3 separate regions of the Homo sapiens genome follow, and regions 2 and 3 are each linked to region 1. Evidence: chromatin loops called from intact Hi-C (ENCODE). Cell type or tissue: dorsolateral prefrontal cortex. All regions are shown on one strand. Each heading gives the region's core, and the rest is flanking DNA. Links, peaks and the distances in the headings are about the cores only. Region 1 has its middle 53 kb from the start of SRGAP3-AS4. Region 2 overlaps SRGAP3 (SLIT-ROBO Rho GTPase activating protein 3). Region 3 has its middle 7.9 kb from the start of RAD18.

Region 1 (6,960 bases), core at 1,905-4,404:
GAGACCAGCCTGGCCAACATGGTGAAACCCCATCTCCACTAAAAATACAAAAATTAGCCAGGCATGGTGGCACACACCTGTAATCCCTGCTACTCAGGAGGCTGAGGCAGGAGATTGAACCTGGGAGGCGGAGGTTGCGGTGAGCCAACATCACACCAGTGCACTCTAGCCTGGGCGACAGAGTGAGACTCTATCTCAAAAACAAACAAACACCCTTAGCTCTCCATAGCCAAATTTCTCAGGGCTCACAAGGAACCTTCACAAGCTATGTGACTTTGGCATGTTACTTCATCTCTCTGCAACATTTTTCCCATATGTAAACTGAGGTAATGATAGCACCTTCCTCAAAGGATTGCCATGAAAATTAAGAGATAATGTATGAGAAATACTTGGAACAATGTCTGGCATACGCTAAGTGCTCTATATGTGTTAGCCACCATCGTCACCACCACCATCATCATCTTCATCATCACCACCATCATCACCACCACCAACAACACTATCATCAACTTGTGCTGCCTGACTCTCCAGCCCCTTTCCTTAATCTCTCCTCATGTGCACTCTGGAGTACAGTCATACTAAAATATTTTTCCCCAAAACTTCACACTTCACAACTCTTTACCTTTGTACATTCCATTTCTTCTGCCTGGAATGTCCTTTACCCACCTTGCCTGCCTGAGAAATTGCCATCTGTCCTTCTGTGACGCTTCCTCACATCTCCCCAGACAGTGAGGCATCTGCCCCTGTGCTCCTTTGGGCACCTCGCCCTTGTCTCTGTGGAGAGGCTTCCCATCTTTGCCACCTGTGTGGGCCTTGTCTCCTCAGCTAGACTCTGAATTGTTTAAGGACAGAGCCAGGGCTTGATTCATGAGCCAGCAAAGCATGGCATATACCAAGCTCTTAAGATGTGTTCCAGGAAGGGAAGGAGGAAGGAGTCTGCTTTTGGAGTAGTGGTTCTCAACAGAAGGGAGAGAGGGGAGAAATTTTGTCCCCCAGGAGATATTTCATGATGTTTGAAGACATTTTTGGTTGTCATGCAACAGAGTGGGAGAAGGAAGTGTTACTGGAAACCAGTGGGTGGTGGGTAGTGGACAAATATTGTGCTCAGCATCAGACAATGCACAGGACCGCTGCCACAACAAGGAATGATCCAACCCTAAATGTCTGGGCTATGCTGAGGTTGAGAAGTCTTGTTTTAGAGGATAATCACATGCTGGGGAGGGGAAGAAAGAGACACCTGACTGAATGCACAAGCTTAGCAACCTGGCTGCCCACTCCCACCCCTCCCAGCTCAGCACCTCTGGGAGCAGAGGGTACCAGGAAGGTATGGAAGTTAAAAAAGGGCTTAAATCTGGTCACCTTCCTTCCTCTCAATGTGATCCTCATCAAGACCCTTCCCTTGGTGAAGTTTCGTTTTTTAACTTCCTACAGCCTCTTCCGGCCCTGACTTTCTGGGATTCTGCATTTGTAGGTTGGTTCCTGTTGTTTCATTCATGGCCAAAAGATGTCAATGCTGCACAGACTCTCACATGCCAAGAGAGGACAAATCCCAGATAGACTGGCCTGAGTCACTGAGCCCTTGCATTACATCCGGGATGGCCCAGAAGTTAAGTTAACGCACATGCCTGAGATGCAGGTCCCCCGCCTGCCCAGATGGGTGGCCTTGAGGTTCAGAAGAAACAGGAAGAGGGGAAGGTGGCCCTTAAAGGCTCCATGGCTAACTTAGCTTTAATGTGTAGAGGCCTCTGTGTCAGTCAAAGCACTTTGCAGGGGAGCAGGGAGACATCTGTAAAATTCTCTCTTTTGTGCCACGTAAGAGCAGAAAGAAATCTCACTCTACAGACCATGGTTTCTGTAAGGGGTGGGTCCTGTAGAATTACAGTGAGCACGGCTGATGCCTGTGGCTCCTTTGGGAGCCTGTGTTTGTTGAGGGGCTGTGTTTGTTGTTTTTAACTGGCTTCAAGAGGAGGTAGAATATTGAGTAGTAGTAAAAAGCTTCATCTTTGGCACCAGACAGGAATGAGCGTGGGACGCACTTCTGTCATTAACTGCGTGACCTGGGATAAATGACTTAATCTTGTGTAAGCCTCAACCATGAGAGAGGAACAATAATAGTACCTACTTCACAGGGTTGATCTGCGGATTAATTGAGATCATGGAAATCACAGGTTTCGCATACTGCCTGGCATAACTGCCAATAAACGGCAGTTGTTACTCTGAAAGGATATTGTGGGGTGAGTGAATAGGCGAGGAGTATGATGAATCATCCTGAAATTCTCACCTAAACTCTTCTATCCAGGTAGGGTGCTGGTGAGTCGTCTTGCCGAGAGCTAACATTTTTATTGTGCTTATCATGTGCTTACAACCGTCCTCAGTGCCTTATGTACGTTCACCGAGTCCCCACGGTGACCCAATGAGGTAAGTATTACTATTCCCATTTTAGAGATGGGAAACTTAGTGAGCCCCCAGGGCCCACTGCTGGGTAAGGGGAGGCCAAGGGTTTCCGCGAAGGCAGTTTGACTCCAGGGGCCCTGGCCTTAGCAGTGCATACACTGCTTCTGACTGCAGCTAGAGACGAATGAGAAACGGGAGGGTGCGTCCCTGGGTATCCCCCTCACCCCTCCCCAGCCTGCCTAAACGCTTGCCCTGCTCCCAAACACTCGCTCTACTCCTAGATAGTGGAGCTTTGCGACAGCTCGGCAGAGAAGCACTTCGCTCTGCCCAGCTGCAGCCAGGCATGACATGGTGTCTGCAAGGAAGGGGCTCAGGTGGGCGTGGGGAGCTAGGTCAGGATGCCGCAGGGAGGTAAGAGGCAAATGGGATTCGTCACTGGATAAACTGGGACTCCGCCCCAGCACCACCTGGAGCCTGTGGGTGGCTCTGAGCCCAGGGACATACTCTCGCAGAGCTTTATTTCTCTCCCTCTAAAATGAGAGCTTAGACACGCTCAAAACCCCTGCTGGCTGTAGAACGCCAGGTTCTTGCAGTGAGGAAGGGCTAGCGTCTGCCGCGGGGTGGGTCTTGGCCGGATCCTATCCCGGGGGAAGAGCGCCACCTGGCGAACCGCTCTGAGAATGTCCCAGAACAGCCACTAGGAACAGTCTCCCGGGTACAAGGGGGAGAGGCTCTGCAATCCGAGCAAGGGGCTTCAGTTCTCTGAACCTCAGAATTCGAATGGGTAAAATGACACCGAAGAATGGCAACGAAGATAATACTTAAAGTACCTAATATCTCCCACCACCACCTTTTGTCACCACTTTTGAAATAGTAAATGGTTATAAACCAATGTAGATGATAAATTCTAGAAGTTATACAGCATTTGTTCTGAGCACTCTGACAAGCTGTAACACTGCCTCGATTTTTTCTTACTTATATTTTTTCCTTTACATTTGTTTGTTTGTTTGTTTGTTTGTTTTTAATTGTGGCAAGAACACGTGCCAGGCGCGGTGGCTCATGTCTGTAATCCCAGCACTTTGGGAGGCCTAGGCGGGCAGATTACTTGAGGCCAGGAGTTCAAGACCAGCCTGGCCAACATGGTAAAACCCCATCTCTACTAAAAGTACGCAAATTAGCTGGGCATGGTGGCGCATGCCTGTAGTCCCAGCTACTGAGGAGGCTGAAGCAGGAGAATTGCTTGAACCCGGGAGGTGGAGGTTGCAGCAAGCTGAGATCGCACCACTGCACTCCAGCCTGGGCGACAGAGTGAGACTCCATCTCAAAAAAAAAAAAAAAAGAACACTTAACATAAGACCTACCCTCTTAATGGATTTTCCAGTACACAATACAGCAGTATTAACTATATACTACACCTATATAGAGATCTCTAAAACTTAATCATCTTGCATACCTGAAATTTTATCCTTGTTGATTTAGCTAACACTTTTTGAGTGTTTGTGATGTGATAAGCCTTGTTCTAAGCATTTTATTTATATTAATTTATTTAATCTTCAAAATAGCCATGAGGAAGGTATAGAATGACTGCTCAAGTCACTGGCTTAATCCACAAGAGACTGCACCAATTTGAAAAGTCTACAATAATAACATTTGGAAGGCGATTTACACTTGATAAACATTACTTCATTTAATCCACACAACAGCCTGTTAAGATCAACATTATCTTCATCTTAAAATAAGGAAACTGAAGACCACTCAGTCAACACACATCTGCCTACAGTGTGCTGGGCCCTGGGGTGCACATGAACAAGGTGTTTGGGGTCCCCATGCCCTTGAGTGAGACTTGAGTAAGTACTCCTGAACTGAGTGTACAACGGGGGAAATCTAGGCACCACACAAAATCACAAGAGCTATAATAACTTCGTCTGGAAGGGGAGACGTTTCACAAACAATTCTGTCCAGGGTCGCACTGCTGCCAAGCTCTGTGCCTGCCTGTGGTACGGGACCCCATGTACGACTTACAGACCAGTTAGTCCACAACAGTAACTTCCCCTTCAGCACCTGAGCTCCTTAAGAACAGTGCCTGTGTCCTAATCACCTGCATAACCCAACACCCAGCAGAGAGCCTGGCACGTGGGGGTTGCCCATAAACACTTGCCTAATGAAAGCTCTGTTCTTCTTCATGCCCACTTGCCCTCCCTCCTTTCTTTCCCCAGACCTTCCTTTTATTCTCAGCAATCCAGAGATTAGACTTTGGCTCCTTAGCACAGTCTCCTGCCATAATTCTCAAACCCAGAGTAGTTACAAGAACGGTAGAATGAAAATGGTATCGGGGAGGGGAGTGGAACTAGTAGGTCTTAGACATTCACTCTGTGCTCAGCATTCTATCTTTAGCATCTTAAATCTAACAGCAGCCCTGGTGGGTAGGTAGTAAATGGCAGAGCTGGGATTTTACTCTGACGCCCAGGTTCACCATGTTCTGCTGCCCTTGGCTCTCTCCTCCAAGCTACAGCGAGTGGCCGGTGCTGTTGTCAGTGAGGGATAAAGCTCAAAGCCTCCCATTTGGGCTTCTCCCCCTCCGCACTAGGACCTCCCCAAAACCAGGAGTTTCTTCCAGAGGTCGTATGCTCACTCCCTGAGGGCCTGGGATGCATCTTCCCAGGGCTTCCCATTTCCAATTTTGAGTCCCTTATTCCTGAAGAAACTCCCAGGGGACAGGTATTCAGGGACAGTCCACTGGGTTGCAACAGCTAATGAAACTGACATCTGACAGATACCATTCTCCACCTGCTCACCTGGGGAATAATATCACTAAGCTCCTCCTCTGTGCTGGCCTTCTGCTAAGCCTTTCTCAACAATACCTCATTTAATCCTCACAACAACCTTCAGAGGTTGTTCCATCTCCATTATGTCAGGGTCCTGAGAACAAAGAAATGTCAGGTTGGGCCTTCCAGGAAGCTGACGCTAAGACAAAATTAGACATACAAAAGACTAATTGGAAGAAACATCTAAGAAGGATAAAGGAGTGAGGGAATAGGAGCAGGCCCAGAAAGTCTCAGACCCTGCTGCAGGTCTGCCACCAAAGAAGAGAGAAGGGGAGGAAGGATTGGGCAGGAAGAGCCTCAGGCTTCGGGACTGTAGTGTCCTCCTGGTGCTCAGTCACTGGTGAGGGCAGCTCAAGAAGAGTGTGACCTCCACGCGAACGCTGCGGTGTAACAGGGAGGGGCTGAAGCTACCCACAGCCCTCACAGGAGGTCCTCTCTTTTTTTTTTTTTTTTTTTTTAGATTTTTTTTGTTGCTGTTTTTTATTTTTATTTTTTTATTATACTTTAAGTTCTAGGGTACATGTGCACAATGTGCAGGTTTGGTACATAGGTATACATGTGCCATGTTGGTTTGCTGCACCCATCAACTTGTCATTTACATTAGATATTTCTCCTAATGCTATCCGTCCCCCAGTCTCCCACCCCCCGACAGGCCCCAGTGTGTGATGTTCCCCACCCTGTGTCCAGGTGTTCTCATTGTTCAATTCCCACCTATAAGTGAGAACATGCAGTGTTTGGTTTTCTGTCCTTGTGATAGTTTGCTGAGAATGATGGTTTCCAGTTTCATCCATGTCCCTGCAAAGGACATGAACTCATCCGTTTTTAGGGCTGCATAGTATTCCATGGTGTATATGTGCCACATTTCCTTAATCCAGTCTATCATTGATAGACATTTGGGCTGGTTCCAAGTCTTTGCTATTGTGAATAGTGCCGCAATAAACATACGTGTGCATGTGTCTTTATAGTGGCATGATTTATAATCCTTTGGGTATATACCCAGCAATGGGTTTGCTAAGTCAAATGGTATTTCCAGTTCTAGATCCTTGAGGAATCACCACACTGTCTTCCACAATGGTTGAACTAATTTACACTCCCACCAACAATGTAAAAGTGTTCCTATTTCTTCTCCACATCCTCTCCATCATCTGTTGTTTCTTGAATTTTTAATGATCTCCATTCCAAATGGCGTGAGATGGCATCTCATTGTGGTTTTGATCTGCATTTCTCTGATGACCAGTGATGACGAGCATTTTTTCATGTGTTTTTTGGCTGCATAAATGTCTTCTTTTGAGAAGCGTCTGTTCATATCCTTTGCCCACTTTTTGATGGGGTTGTTTGATTTTTTTCTGTAAATTTGTTTAAGTTCTTTGTAGACTCTGGATATTAGCCCTTTGTCAGATGGGTAGATTGCAAAAATTTTCTCCCATTCTGTAGGTTGCCTGTTCACTCTGATGGTACTTTCTTTTGCCATGCAGAAGCTCTTTAGTTTAATTAGATCCCATTTGTCTATTTTGGCTTTTGTTGCCCTTGCTTTTGGTGTTTTAGTCATTGAAGTCCTTGCCCATGCCTATGTCCTGAATGGTATTGCCTAGGTTTTCTTCTAGGGTTTTTATGGTTTTAGGTATAACATTTAAGTCTTTAATCCATCTTGAATTAATTTTTGTATAAGGTGTTAAGGAAGGGATCCAGTTTCAGCTTTCTACCTATGGCTAGCCAGTTTTCCCAGCACCATTTATTAAAT
Region 2 (6,960 bases), core at 1,546-4,045, 310 kb before region 1:
CCCTGGGCCGTGGTGAGCCACAGCGGGCCACGGCGGCGCGGCCCATCCTGCAGGTCACATGGTGCCCGACTTGTCCGCTGAGCTGTTGGGGAACATCTTCTCGGTGGGCGTCACGGCCGGGCTGCCCACGCCCGAGCTGCTGCTGCTGCTGGACCGGTGCTGGACCACCGGCCGCACGGGCCGCATGGGGGGCGGGCGGAGCTGGGCGCCAGCCAGGCGGGCGGACAGGGCTGGCTTGAAGGTGGTCATCATCTCGGTGGAGGAGCTGCTGCTGCGGCGCATGGCGGCATCGGGGTCGCGGATGACGATGGTGTGAAGGGGACTGGCGGGCTCCGAGCTGACGGGGCCTGGCGGGTTCTTCAGGGGCTCCAGGGTGTCCAGCACCACATCTGGCGCCTGCTTGACCGTGTTCTGCCTCTCGAGTTCCCGCAACTCGTGCAGAGCCGTGCTCATGGTCTTCTCGATGTCCTGGGGACAGAGGGAGCTGGGGTCAGCACAGTCTGGAGACCTGGAGTCAGGTCCTTCCTGTCTGCTAAGCAGCTTCCCTTCGTAGGCAGGTTCCCCAGAAGCCTCGCGGCAGGGATGGAGATTAAGTCCTCAGGATGTCTTATAACCACATGGGAGAACCAATGTGGATATCCCCTGCATGCTGCCTTGCACAGGAAATAGATTTCATAAGGGCAGGTCAGACTACTGATAAAGAGGGCAGGCTCTGGAGTCAGACAGACACGGATTCAAATCCTGGCTCTGCCACTTCCTTGCTATGTGACCTTATGCAAGTTCCCTCATCCCTCTGAGCCCCCAGAATCCTCATTTGTAAATGGCAGATAATTATAATATGGACCTCAGGGAGTTGATGAGTGCATTAAATGATACAGTCCCTGTGAAGAGCCTGGCCTGACCCCTGGCACAGAGTAAGCACTCAAAAATACGAATGACAATAGCAATAGCAATAATAGCTAACACTGAGCACCAATCCAAACCCTGCCCCCTAATAATTCATTTAATCCTCACACTTCTAAGGTAGGAACTACCTTTATGCTCATGTCACACAGGAGGAAACTGAAGCTCAGACTGGTTAAGTAACTTGCCCAAGGTCACACAGCTAATTAGCAGCATAGCCCAAGTCTGAACCCAGTCAGTTCAGTATTTTTTTAAAAATCCTTGCTCACAGAAAAATTTCTTGGAGATTATGTATCAGAATGTTCACAGCGCACATCCCAGAATAGAGGGACTGCTACTCTCTTCTCTGTATTATAATCAGAAAATTTTTTTAAAAAGTGGAAATTTTAACAGGCCAGAAAAATCTTCTTCTGCCTACATAATTCCCGAGGATGTTATAATATCTGAGAGCTCATCAGGAGGAGAGCACTCTGATTGAGCACTCTGAAGGACTCAGAGAGAGCGAGCCCCCTGCCACCCAGGGCAGCCCGGGCTCACCATGCCACAGGGCAGCTTCCCTCAGCTCCCGTCCCCTCATGCCCAAGGTGGTGCTGTAGCTGGAAGGCAGCATTTAACCCAAGAGCCCTGGGACAGGCCACAGGGCCCCGGACTTTTGAGTAAAAAGAATCTGTGGCCAGTTGCTGGCCGTGTGACCCTGAGCAAATCTCAATCACTCTGCACCATATTTTGTTCATCTATTACAATCCCAGACATTTACTGTGAATATGGGGTGAGATAATGGATGTGATGAAGCTTTGTAAACTGCCAGGTGGTGGTTTTCAAAATCCTTCTAGCCCAAGAGCCCCATGGGTTCCCATGACTGTTGACTGGGATGCCTCCGCATCCGACAGACATGAGAGGACCTGCTCAGGCTCAGCTGAGCCACAGCCCAGCTGGCTTGGCCATCGAGGGCACCATGAGGGATACTGCCTAAGCCACCACTGGTAGGTGCCGTGCATAACCTCATGGAGGAATGATGACTATTAAGACAGGCTTGCTTTATTGCAAATCCTAAAAAAAATAAATAAAAAGTATGAGTCTGGTGAAACAGATGGTGGGGTTGGAGCCTGGAGATGCTGGGGCCGGCCCCTTTCTGCACCCTGGTCTTTTACATTCTCTCCCTCCCCTGTCTGCAGGTGGCTTCCTGCCTGCCCTAGGCCACATGGCAGGCTTCAATCTGGCTGGGGTCAGGGCCCAGAGCTCTTGCTCCCCGCATTGTCACAGCCTGTCCTTTTTGTTAGGGGACTATGGATGTCTGGCTAATGGCTAATATTAGCTTGTACGCTTCTCCAGGATGTTTCATCCGTTGCCCCAGAACACCGGCAACTTTAAGAAAGGGTGTTTTGTGCCTTATCCAAAAGGAGGCGCTGTGGGGGCAATTTTCTGCAGGAAGGGAGGGAAGGCAGACCTCTCCCCATCTCTGCCATGTGCCAGCCCTGCAGTGACACAGCCGGCTTTCCTGGAGCCGAGCCGCCCTATCATCAACCACTCCGCTTGAAGGAAGCCCCCTATTGACCTCACTACTCTCTATTTGCTCTAGTCCAGCATGAGCTGCATGGTGAAACTTTAACACATAAAATGTAATTACTGCCCCTCTACCACCATCCCCACCCGCCCCACCACTCTACCCCAGCAGAGTAAGCAGAAAGACAGGAAGTTCAGAGAAAGATCAGCTGAGTTGTTTAGGCTGCAGCCTTGCATTAGTCCGAGAGGTGGCGCTGTGAGTCTCCAGAGCTGAGCGGCAGAGAGGCCCTGGGAGACAGAGTGGGGACCGTGATTGCTTTTCATCTCCTCCCCAATTCGATCTTCCCACTTTGGATGGTCATGTTGCAAGTTCCCCAAACAGCCTCTTTAAGTGGGTTCACATCTAAATCCTAAGGGACATTTTGAGACCAAAGAAATTTGGGTCACTCGGCCTACTACCTGGGGTTCTTCAGCTGCCACTCCCCTTTGCAGCCTGCAAAGTCAAGGGCTCATCAGAGCCAATGCTGAGGCTGGAAACTCTCCAGTGGCAGTGGGTTACTTACATATCATTTACTACAATTCCCTATTTGACCTCTGTTAGTGAAAGGGGGTCTTGGATGGCAGCTGTCAAACTAGACAGGGTGCAGATCCATCTGCAAACTGAGAACACATGCAGCAGGCCCCAAGTGCATTCCAGGGGCAGGTCGTGCAAAACGCTCCATGAATAAAGGTCACAGAAGTCTGGGATATGGGGCATGCCCTGTTTTCTTTCTTGGAGATTCACAGTGCACATCTTTTAAAGCAGCAGTCCCCAACCTTTTTGGCACCAGGGACCGTTTACGTGGAAGACAATTTTTCCACAGATGGGGGGTCAGGAGGATGCTTTCGGATGAAACTGCTCCACTTCAGATCAGGCATTAGATTCTCCTCAGGAGAGCACTACCTAGATCCCTCACATGCGCAGTTCACAACAGGGTTCACGGCCTGTGAAGATCTAATGCCCCCGCTGATCTGACAGGAGGCAGAGCTCACGCAATAATGCTGGCTCCCGCTGCTCACCTCCTACTGTGCAGCCTGGTTCCTAACAGGCCACAGATCCATCCATGGCCCGGGGGCTGGGGGTGCCTGCTTTAAAGGTTTTATAAGTCTTACAGAGAAGCCACTCAACTTTGTCAGAGCAGCATTCCCCAAACCTTGCTGACCACAGAACATGTATTCCCTACCCACTCCCTAGCATCCTGTGGGACTAATCTGCTGTGAGAGCTACTTTTAGAAACAGTTTTCTAGACTGCATTTGATTCTTTATAAATGTAAAGGGCCCTGGGGCAGGCCTCAGGCCATCCTCTATCATAACTGGTAGAACTTTCTAGACTGGTAGAGTTTCCAGATGATGGTGGGTGCTAGGGTGATGTTTCCTCAAGTATGGGGGGGACCAGCAGCTGGCATGCCTCCTCGGAAGGCACTGATCTTCAGGGACCCCTGGGAATGGGCATGGGGCCAAACTAGAGCCTGCTGGTGTGAACAGGAGTACTCATTGCTAGGTGAGCTGTTTCTGTGTTGTGTATTCCCTGGGAACCCTGCCTGGCCTCCTCTAGAACACAGCTCATGACTCCCTGCCCTTCTTCCTTCTCCTTTTGAACAGCGATTCAAAGGCTACTCTCCACAGTAAAATTCTCACAGACCAGAAGGTTCTGATTGTCTCTGTTACCTTATGTGGGAGAGAACACTAGGGAGAGGGTACATAATGGGCCCCCACACCAAATTCCAGAGACAAAAAAAATGGAAACTTCTCAAAATATGATAGAACTGTCAAAAAACCCATGAAACCGGCTATGCAAACTGTTAAACAAATCACAGTTCTATTCATTTGGCAAATGTAAAAATCATATAGATTTTTCATCCAAATACAAAACAAACAAACAAAAGCCAACCCTCTAAGCACTTGAGAAGAACCTGGAACATTCTTCTCTTGCAGCTTCGGCTATTTAGCTCTGCCCACCCTTTGGGTCTCAGGTCAAGTCCTCTCCAGAGAAGTCTCTCCCTGCCTAGGTGCAATCCTCACATTTTAGGCTCTCAAAATACTTTGGACCATTCCTTAAAGGCACCCAACCAAACAACTATTTCACAACTGTGTGTGTGTGTTTGTTGATGTCTCTTTCTTCTCTAAACTGTAAGCTCCATGTGGGCAGGGCCTGAGTCCATTTTAGATCTCCATTTTACTGTTGGTGGCTAGCATGGTGACGGCCACATGATAGATGCTCAATCAATATTTGCCAGTGAATGAATTGATGAATGAAGAGAGAAATGAATGAATGAGTGAATGAATGAGTCAAAAACTGAATCGTATCATTTTGTGTAGTGACCTGCCATTACCCCAGCCCCATAATCTGGCCAATGCCCTCTCCAGCCCTGGACACTGGGGGTGTTCAGCCTCTATCGGAACCCTAGCAGTGGCTGCTCCCAACCAGTCTCCACTCCCACGGGAAGCCCAGCAAGGGACGGGGAGGCCACTCACTCTCCTGTTCTCTGGCTTAGCCATGAGCCTGGCATAAAGGCCAAGGTGGCTCCCCGCTCCACGGATTCCCACCCGCTGCCCTCTGGGGCTTTTGGCTGCCCAGCCTGCCTTCCCGCTGGCCCTTACTTCTGCCAGGGCCTCGGCCTCCAGGGACTTGTGGTCCCCTAGGCTGCTGTGCCTGGTGGAACCGCAGGTCGACCTCATCGAGTGCCCTTCGGAGAGCGCCTTCTTGTCAGGGTAGTTGATGCTGCCAGCGCTCCCGAACGTCGCCATCCTCCGCTTCTCAGGGCTCTCGATCCTCCCCCGGGTGAGGGGGATTTTGTGGGGGCTGCTGGGGCAGGCAGCAGCCCGGGGTGGTGTGTCTATGCTGGGGCCCAGGCCCCGGGGCGGGCTGTGTGTGTCGCCCCCGCTTCGGCGTCTGGGGATGGCTGCTCCATCAGATCGTAACCGCACTCTGCAAAGGAGCCAGGGGGCGAGGGGCATGGGGCAGAGGTCAAGCCTGGCAAGTCTCAGAATGGGTGAGTCAACCCCATGCCACACACTACACGCTAGTCTAAGGAGCGGGTACAGTAAAGCCTCATTCAGCCAGACCCTACAATTCCATAATGAAAGAGCTGGCTCAGCACACAGCTCAGCAGCAGGGGGAGGTCTAATCTGTAAACATGAAAGCATTTGGAGCACGGTGCTTCCAGGCCACAGACAGCTGTGCCGCCAACCGCAAAATGCATCTGGTCTACATGCTAAGTCAAGGCCTACAGGATTCCAACCCTGGAAACGCTTTGGTGATGGTTAGTTGGGCTCATGATACCCTCTGAAGCAGTTCAGACTTTTCCATGATTCTGAGGGGCTTCTAATTGGTCTGAAGCTTTGAGGCTTGACTGTACCAAAGTTACCAGCACCCTGCAAGCACAGTTGGGGTCCCCTGGGAACTGAAGACACTCTAACGTTGCCACCCAACCCCCAATCTCCCCAGAAGAGGGCTCCTTCTGCGAGGCTTTTTTGGATCTTGGAAAACTAGTCATTCAAGAGTAAACACTGCATGGCTGGACAGCCCTTTTGTGCATTTGGTACCTTTCCCACTTCAGGGAGGCTCTGGTGTGGTGAAAAGGGGATTAGGTTGTGTTTCAGGAAGGTGAGTTCTTGCCCTGTGTCTGCCGCGTGCTTTCCTGTGTCCTCTCTCAAGCCCACTTTATTAATCTGTGAAGCGGGTTTAAGCAAGATCCTTTGCCCACCCTTTACCTTTGCTTCAAGTGGGTTTGAAAGCACCTTGAAGATAAGAGGTTCTATACACAGGAGATTTGGCTGCATCCTACAGAGGTCACCAAGAGTCTGAAGGGCTAGAAGTGGTGAGGGGAGAGGGAGAGGGACCGTGTGTTGGGAATGGATTATGACTAGGGACCACCAGTGATTCAGATCCTAGTGCCACCAGCCAAGCTAAGCAGTGCTTGTGGGTGCCCCAGCAGGACCAAAGCATAGGTATTGGAAAGGAAGCAGTACTTAGAAAGAAAGAACAAGAACAAAGGAGGTGAGGGCGGGGGACAAGGGAGAGGAAAAGAGAGGCAGAAGATATGGTCCTCCTAGAAGTCAGGGGACCATAACTTCTTTGTCTACCTACGCCAGCCTTCCACTTCCCTGACCTTCTCAATTCCACCACAGTGCCCCGAGCTATCTGCTGAACTGAATGGAATTTGCAGAAAAGAGGCATCAGGATTTTTGCTGAAATAAATTCATAAATTGTGTGTTCCCACTGTGACTGATTTTTTTGGGGTCTATCTGCAAATACCTACATGTGTGGGCTGACCACATGACCCCTCCACTGGAAAAAACATAGAATATGACATTTTGAGAGTGTGACTAAAAAGGCAGTGAGAAACTGTCAGCTTTTCTTTTCTTTTCTTCTTATTTCCTCATTAATTTTTTAAAAAATAACCACATACTTTGGATTATACCTGTTCTCAGAAGGACATGCACAGCTCCTTGCCTGGTAGAAAGGTTATGTGACACAGCCTGGCCCACACATAGGGAGCGAAGAAATTGGT
Region 3 (6,960 bases), core at 2,232-4,731, 330 kb before region 1:
TTGCAAAAATGCTTATAAATTTTTCCCCTGCCTATCCACACTTTGTTTCCATGGGACTCCTTCCAGCAACAGGTGGGTCTGTGGCTCCACTCCTTGAATCTGGGGTTGATCTTGTGATTTGCTTTGGCCAACAGGACATTAACAAAGGTGACCCAAGCAGAGGCTTGTGCACTAATAGCCACCATGTGAATAAGCCCCAGCTTGTGATCCTCCTGGGTGATCAGAGACAGACAGCCAAGTTACCTTGCCACCCCAGCCAACATCAAACCACCTACAATACATAAGTGAGGTCATCCTAGACTATCCAGCCCCAGCCAAAGCACCTGCTTACTGCAGAGATCAGCTCAGCCAGCCCTGACCAGAAAACTGCTCAACATACCCACGGGATCATGGCAAATAATAAATGTTTATTCTCTTAAGCCTCTAACTGTGGGCATGGGTTGTTCCACAGCAATGGTTTACTGATGCAATGATTAAAAACCATGGTGACCCTGTACAGGAGTCTTCCACTTGCCCGGAGCCTGGCTCAGGAGCCCCCAGATACAGAGTGGCTGGAGCCCCAGTCCTGCTGGTCCTTCATCTTTCCCATAGCCAACTCCCAGCATCCTCTCCTGCTCTGTTAGACCCCTGTGCCTGTCTCTGCTCTGCTTCCATTCTGGTGCATAATTCCGATTACGGGTGCCAGGGGCTGGCCCGTGCAACTCCTCCTGCCTCCATAGGCTCCTAGCCATTCTTCCTTACAAAGAGGCAGCCACCAACCTGCAACCATTTGAAAGGTGTGTGGCTGAGTCCTGTACCAGAAAATCTCTCCCACCATCTGTCATGGCATCTGGACGCCCTACTTTTTTGGTTGTTAAAGCTTATTTGGTTTCCCAGAGCCCCAGAGGAGAGCTGACTGCTCCTCTGGGAGAGTGAAAGCAGGTTACACCTCATGTTATAGCACAAACACACTAATAGCAACTGTTTAGTCTCCCTCACTAAACCATGGGTTCCTGGAGGAGACAGAACCAGCCTTTCTCTTCCCAACTCCTCTGTGCCCTAGCACAGCTGTGAGTGACCTGGATAGACCCCACAAATGTAGCGGGGACCCAACAAATGTTCTCTGGGTGAGTTACCCAGAAAGACACCAAACACATGCCTGAGCCTGGGGCCCTGGGACATAGGAGTGCCAGGGCTCAGGGAGCCAAGCAAAGAACCGTTGAAAGGAGACAGAATTGTCACCAATTGATATAGTTTACAGCAACGAAGGGAACATGATGTAGAGTCACACAGACAGAAATCTGAATCCATGCTCTGTCACTTACCATCTGGTCTCGGATAAGACACTCATTTCTCTGAGCCTTATTTTCCTCTTCTGTAAGATTGAAATAATAATGACTGACTTAGAGGGCTGTTATAAGGATTAGCTCTTTTAAAAAGGCTGGAAATCACCTAGCAGAGCACCTGTCACATGGTGAACGGCTGCGTATGGCAGTGGGAGTTACAGTTGTAATTATTACTGTTATCATCACTAATAAATATGTTGACCAGAGGGTACAAAGGTTAAGAGCGCCAACTCTGAAGTCAGACTGCCTGGGTCCAAATCTCAGCTCTCCCACTTGCCGTGTGTGGAGTGTGGTCTCTAAATACCATCCCCACTAAAAGGAAACAGTGTTTCTTGGAGAAATGTTTGGTTTTAGGTCTGGGGCAGGGCAGGTACAAGATGAGCCTAGAACATCTTATTGTGCCCCCAGTAAAGAAGTTGAAAACTAGTGGATGTAAGAGGCAGCTTGAACTTGCTTCTACGCACTTAAGCAATAAAAAGAACATCAATTGCAATGGATTGAAATGCACTGGATATTTTTACATCGAGAAAGTTATAATTAATCTCAGCAAAACAAAGGAAAGCCTTCATTTACTGCCACTGGGGGTTGTCATTGTATCAGCTTCTTACTCTGAAAGTTGATGAATAATAGAAAAGAATTAAGCATTTATTCCTCCTTTTCAGAATAAGCTATGTTTAGAGAAATACTAGCTCTTGTGGATAAGTATTCAATTAGTAGCTAAAACATATAGAGGAAATGATAAAATTAGAAACTCACCATTTTGCAGATTCTAATGAAATATTATTGTTTCAAGCAATGATCACCAATGGGTGATAAAACAGTTCTGAGAGTGGTTCTTGGGGAACTGGATATGTATCAGGTCCCCAAATTATCAGGCCAACAAGTTCACTTGTTACTCACAGAGAAAGATGAGGATGAACCCACCTGAACTTATTCATCAAGTTTTTTGATCCTAAAAGTGGGCACCAAGCAGTGGGTACCTCCTGATGTGATGTAATATGAAGTGCACGTCACCTAGGAAGTGTACTCTCCAAAAATGGTGAAACTGAATCTAATCAAAGGTGTAGATCCAACTTGCCATTTAAAAGACATACAGAGTAGGATCAGGCAGGGTGGCTCACGCCTGTAATCTCAGCACTTTGGAAGGCCAAGTATGATCCCAGGAGTTTGAGACCAGCCTGGGCAACGTAGTGAGATTCAGCCCCCACCCCAGTCTCTACCAAAAGAAAAAAAAAAAATACAAAAAATTAATCAGGGATGGTGGTGCACACCTGTAGTCCTGGCTACTCAGGAGGCTGAGGTGGGAAAATCATCTAAGTCCAGAAAGGCAAGGTTGCATTGAGCCGTGATTGCACCACTGCACTCCAGCCTGGGCGATGGAATGACACCCTATCTCAAAAAAATAAATAGAATAAAATAAAAAAACATACAGGGGAGGACAGCAACCAGTGAACTGACAACTCAAGGAAGCAGTCAGGCAAATGCTGGTTGTGGGGCATTTCACCAGAAAACAAGCTCAGCCAGTCATGACGGGGCATACTCTAGAAAAATTAAGAGACAATACTCATTAGACGGGATGCTGATTTGAACAAAGCAACTTTTAAATGACATTTTTGGAACAATCAAGGAAAATGGAATATGGATTAGGTAACATGTTATTGAGAAATTGTCATTAGTTTTATTCAGTGTGATCATGAGATTGTCATCATTATGCAGGAAAATGTCATTTTTAGAGACATATACTGATATGTTTCAGGGTAAAATGTCATGGTGTTAGCGATTTTTTTGAAATTCAAAAACAGAGGTAAAGCAAACTCATAAAAATGTGAATAATTTTTAAAACTAGATGATAGACATAATGGGTTAACTGTGCTATTCTCTGCATTCTGTAAATCTGAAAATTTTGATAACAAAAATTAGAGGCTGCTTACCCTGCCTGCCATCTTACAAATGACCACATGAGGGCAGCAGAGTATCAGGCTGGATGTGGGCTCGCGCTTTGAGAGGGAAATGCAGATAGGCGATCATCCCACTCATGCGTAATTTATTTACTTCTCATCTTTTCTTCTAACCCATCATTTAGTAAGCACTATGTGCAGGGGCCTGTGCTGGGCCTATAGGGGACAAAATGTCGAATTCACCCGATCTGGGATCCTGCAGCCACATATATTATGTCTGTATCTGGAGGCCAAGGAAGGGATGGTGACCAGGAACCTCTGTCCTGCTGGGTCTACCAGAAACACAGGTATCTCTGTGTTTGGCATCACTGGAAATGGAGACCTTGGCCAGACATGTTGGAAACAAAGAAATTAATGTGGGGAATGGAGGTAGCTGGCCACTCATGTTGTGTGAGTTGATCTGCATGCATTGGGGTTTACCACTTACTACTGTGATCTTGGGAAAATTACTTTACCTCTCTGAACCTCACAGGACTAATAATAGTTTATATCTTATAGCTGTCTGTTGCAAGAGAATGAGACTGTCTATGAAAAATTGCTTAAAACAGTGCCTAGCACATAGTAAGTGCTCAAGATGAACATATTTACCTGTCTATATGGAGAAAATGGTGAATGCAGCTTTGGGACTGGGGCACTGGAATCAAGACTCTCCAAAAGGCAAGATCACAACTATAGCAGCTACATTTATTGGGGGTTTCTCTGTGTCAGATGCTGTCCCAACAGCAAGCCTACAAGGCAGGGCTGTTACTGTCCCTACTTTAGAAATGAGAACTGAAGTGTTCACTTTCCCGAGGTCTTTCAGTGAGAAAGGAGGGAAGCTGGGATTTAAACCCAGGCAGCCTAGCCTTGGAGTCCTCATTCATATCCACCAGGGTGGCTGTACTCCTTTTTGGGGATGGGTGCTGTGGAAAGACAAAGCATTTACCTGGAGACAGGGGTGTGATCCTGCAGTCGACAGGGGCCTGTGGACCTGGGGAAGGGATGCGAGAATGTCCATGCTATGAATGTGTTTCTCAAGAGTGTCCTCTGGAGACTGGAGCTCTTGATAAGCTCTCTGGGCTTTGCCTGCTCAGCATCTTTGTTCTTTCTTTCAAGAGGCAGGATCGCACTCTGTTGCCCAGACTAGAGGGCAGTGGTGTGATCACAGCTCACTGCAGCCTCAAACTCCTGGGCTCAAGTGAGATCCTCCTACCTCAGCCTCCCAAGTAGCAGGAATTACAGGCTCACGCCACCATGCCTGCCTCATTGTGTGTGTGTGTGTGTGTGTGTGTGTGTGTGTGTGTGTGTGTGTGTGTGTGTGTCTGTAGTGACAGAGTCTCACTATGTTACCCAGGTTGGTCTCAAACTCCTACCCTCAAGTGAACCTCCCTCCCTACCTCCCAAAGTGCTGGGATTACAGGATTGAGCCACCACACCTGGCCCCAGCATCATCCTTCCAATAATAGAACTCATCTATTCATTTTGGGAAACAGCCCTTAATCTACTCTCAACCATGTGGTCAGGCAAGGCTAATCCCAAATCTAGCTCAAGACTGGGCAAGTAGCCAGATCTGGTCAATGACAGTAAGACCCACCCTCCACTGAGTGATTGGTTCATGGTAAGCATGTGACTCAAGCTAGGCCAATCAGAGGCAATCCTGGGACTCTGACTCATTCACTGGGAAAGAGAGACAGTTTTTTCTACTGGGGTAGCTAAATGCTAGGACGCAAGTCTAGAACTGCTTTGGGCCATCTTTGCCATCACTTGAGAAGAATCAGCCTGAGAGTACAGTGTGAAGGAACGCAGGGCTGAGAAGTGGAGAGACCCAATCCTGTTGACATCCTTGGAATACTTGGGCCCAGCCTGCTTAAATCCATTTTTATCTCTGGACTTTTCATACAGATGGGGGCAAAAAGCATGCCTTGTGATACAAACCAGGCTAAGTTGGGTTGTTGTCACTGGTAACCAACCAAGTCCTTAATACATTTCTCGACAGCATGGTATAAAGCAAAAAGGGTCATGCTATTTATCAGAAGATTAAAGACCTCTAAGCACTAGTTTATGTCCAGTTACAATAACTGGCAAATGAAGAAGGAAAATCTTGTTCCACGGATGACTGGACTCTGAGTTGCCCGGGAAGGGAAGTCTGCAGCTCTGTGACATGCAGGGGCCATTGATCTCCATGTTAGGAGGAATTTGAATCAATCTCTCAGTGGGTCAGACGGACCATGTGTGGATGTCTGGATGGAGAAGGGAAGCAGAGCTGGAAGTCCGGAAACATCACTGAATGGGGGCACTCAAGGCTCCGAAACACTAATAATAATACTTCCTCCTGGCCAGGCCCGGTGGCTCACACCTGTAATCCCAGCACTTTGGGAGGCCGAGGCGGGTAGATCACTTGAGGTCAGGAGTTCGGGACCAGCCTGGCCAACATGGTGAAAACTCATCTCTATTAAAAATACAAACAATTAGCCAGGCACGGGGATGGTCGCCTGTAATCCCAGCTACTTGGGAGGCTGGGACAGAAGAATTGCTTGAGCCCGGGAGGCAGAGGTTGCAGTGAGCCAAGACTGCGCCACTGCACTCTAGCCTGGGTGACAAAGCAAGACTTCATCTCGAAAAATAATAATAATGATAATAATAATAATAATACTCTTCCTCTTGCATCGGCCCTCAGATAAAGAGAAGCAGGTTCACTGTAATCTGGGATTCATGACATAGCATCGTGGCCCCTGCAGCACTTTAATCCTCAATTATCATGCAAGCCCTCCGTTGTTAAAAAGTGGCTGTGGTCCAGAGCCAGAGATGATGAATTATTACTATTATTATTATTATTAGACAATGTCTCATTCTGTCACCCAGGCTGGAGGGCAGTGGCACAATACTGGCTCACGGCAGCCTTAAATTCCTGGGCTCAAGTGATCTTCTTGCCTCTGCCTCTTAAGTAGCTGGGACTACAGGCGTGCACTACCACACCTAGCTAATTTTTTATTTTTATTTTTTTAGTAGAGATAAGATCTCATTCTGTTGCCCAGGCTGGTCTCAAACTCCTGGCCTCAAGAGATCCTCCCGGCTTGGTCTCCCAAAGTGCTGGGATTACAGGCATGAGCCACCACACCCAGCCATTAATTTTTTAACAATAATAAGTAGAATCAAGTAATGCCCCTATTGCAACCTTCCAAGGGCTTCTCATTGTTCTTAGAATAACTTCAAAATGGATACCATGGCGCAAAAGGCCCTGCCTGTGTTCTTCTCGACAGCTGTTCTCACATCTCTCACCCCCTCAGCTCCAGCCACATGGCCTTCTCCATTCTCCTCCTGTGCCAATCTCTTTCTCTTCATGTGCCTGCCTGGTCACCCCTTGGCATGGTGGTCTCCTTCTCAGGCTTTTCCCAGTTTAAACTCCCCTCCTCAGAGAGGCCGGCCCAACCTCTCAGTCTAAAGCAGATTCTAGTATTCTTCCTCCCCATGCCCTGGGTGTTTCTGGCTTTGTGGTTGTCATTATCTGTCGCCAGCATTTGGCCATAAGCTCCATTGGGATCTTGGTCTGCTTGGTTCAAAGCTGCATCCCAGAATAACACTTGGCACACAGTAAGTTTCAAGAACTGTTTGTTAAATGAGGGAATGACCACCAAAGATATGACTTTGTTTAGCTACCAAGCCCACCTCACTCAGAAATGGCACTTTCCCCCCAGTTG

Evidence for each region. Peaks named below come from ENCODE experiments on the same cell type or tissue, not always from the same donor. Only the 100,000 strongest peaks of a DNase experiment are listed, where the experiment ranks them.
Region 2: a loop joins it to region 1, with 5 times the contacts of the local background. A loop is called at or near these places in 106 of 110 quality-filtered maps.
Region 3: a loop joins it to region 1, with 8 times the contacts of the local background. A loop is called at or near these places in 107 of 110 quality-filtered maps.

Annotation. Positions count from the first base shown.
Region 1 is chr3:9,299,708-9,306,667 of GRCh38, forward strand. It overlaps a transcript of SRGAP3 not described here. Among named protein-coding and RNA genes, the nearest start is that of SRGAP3-AS4, 53 kb to the left of the region's middle. RefSeq lists a silencer at 3,044-3,153. In dorsolateral prefrontal cortex, for the core only: CTCF peaks have their summits at 3,052 (motif pointing left) and 3,252; a DNase peak (open chromatin) is centred at 3,034; H3K4me3 peaks cover 732 bases; H3K27ac peaks cover 535 bases.
Region 2 is chr3:8,985,465-8,992,424 of GRCh38, forward strand. It overlaps SRGAP3 (SLIT-ROBO Rho GTPase activating protein 3), which reads right to left. Exons shown (of 22, transcript NM_014850.4): 21 at 5,048-5,375; 22 at 1-468. The coding sequence ends at 55. Among named protein-coding and RNA genes, the nearest start is that of RAD18, 25 kb to the left of the region's middle. RefSeq lists enhancers at 1,580-2,080, 2,081-2,581. In dorsolateral prefrontal cortex, for the core only: CTCF peaks have their summits at 2,656 and 2,855; a DNase peak (open chromatin) is centred at 2,657; H3K27ac peaks cover 1,014 bases.
Region 3 is chr3:8,967,883-8,974,842 of GRCh38, forward strand. No RefSeq gene overlaps it. Among named protein-coding and RNA genes, the nearest start is that of RAD18, 7.9 kb to the left of the region's middle. RefSeq lists a silencer at 3,123-3,417. In dorsolateral prefrontal cortex, for the core only: CTCF peaks have their summits at 3,280 (motif pointing right) and 3,479; a DNase peak (open chromatin) is centred at 3,309; H3K4me3 peaks cover 439 bases.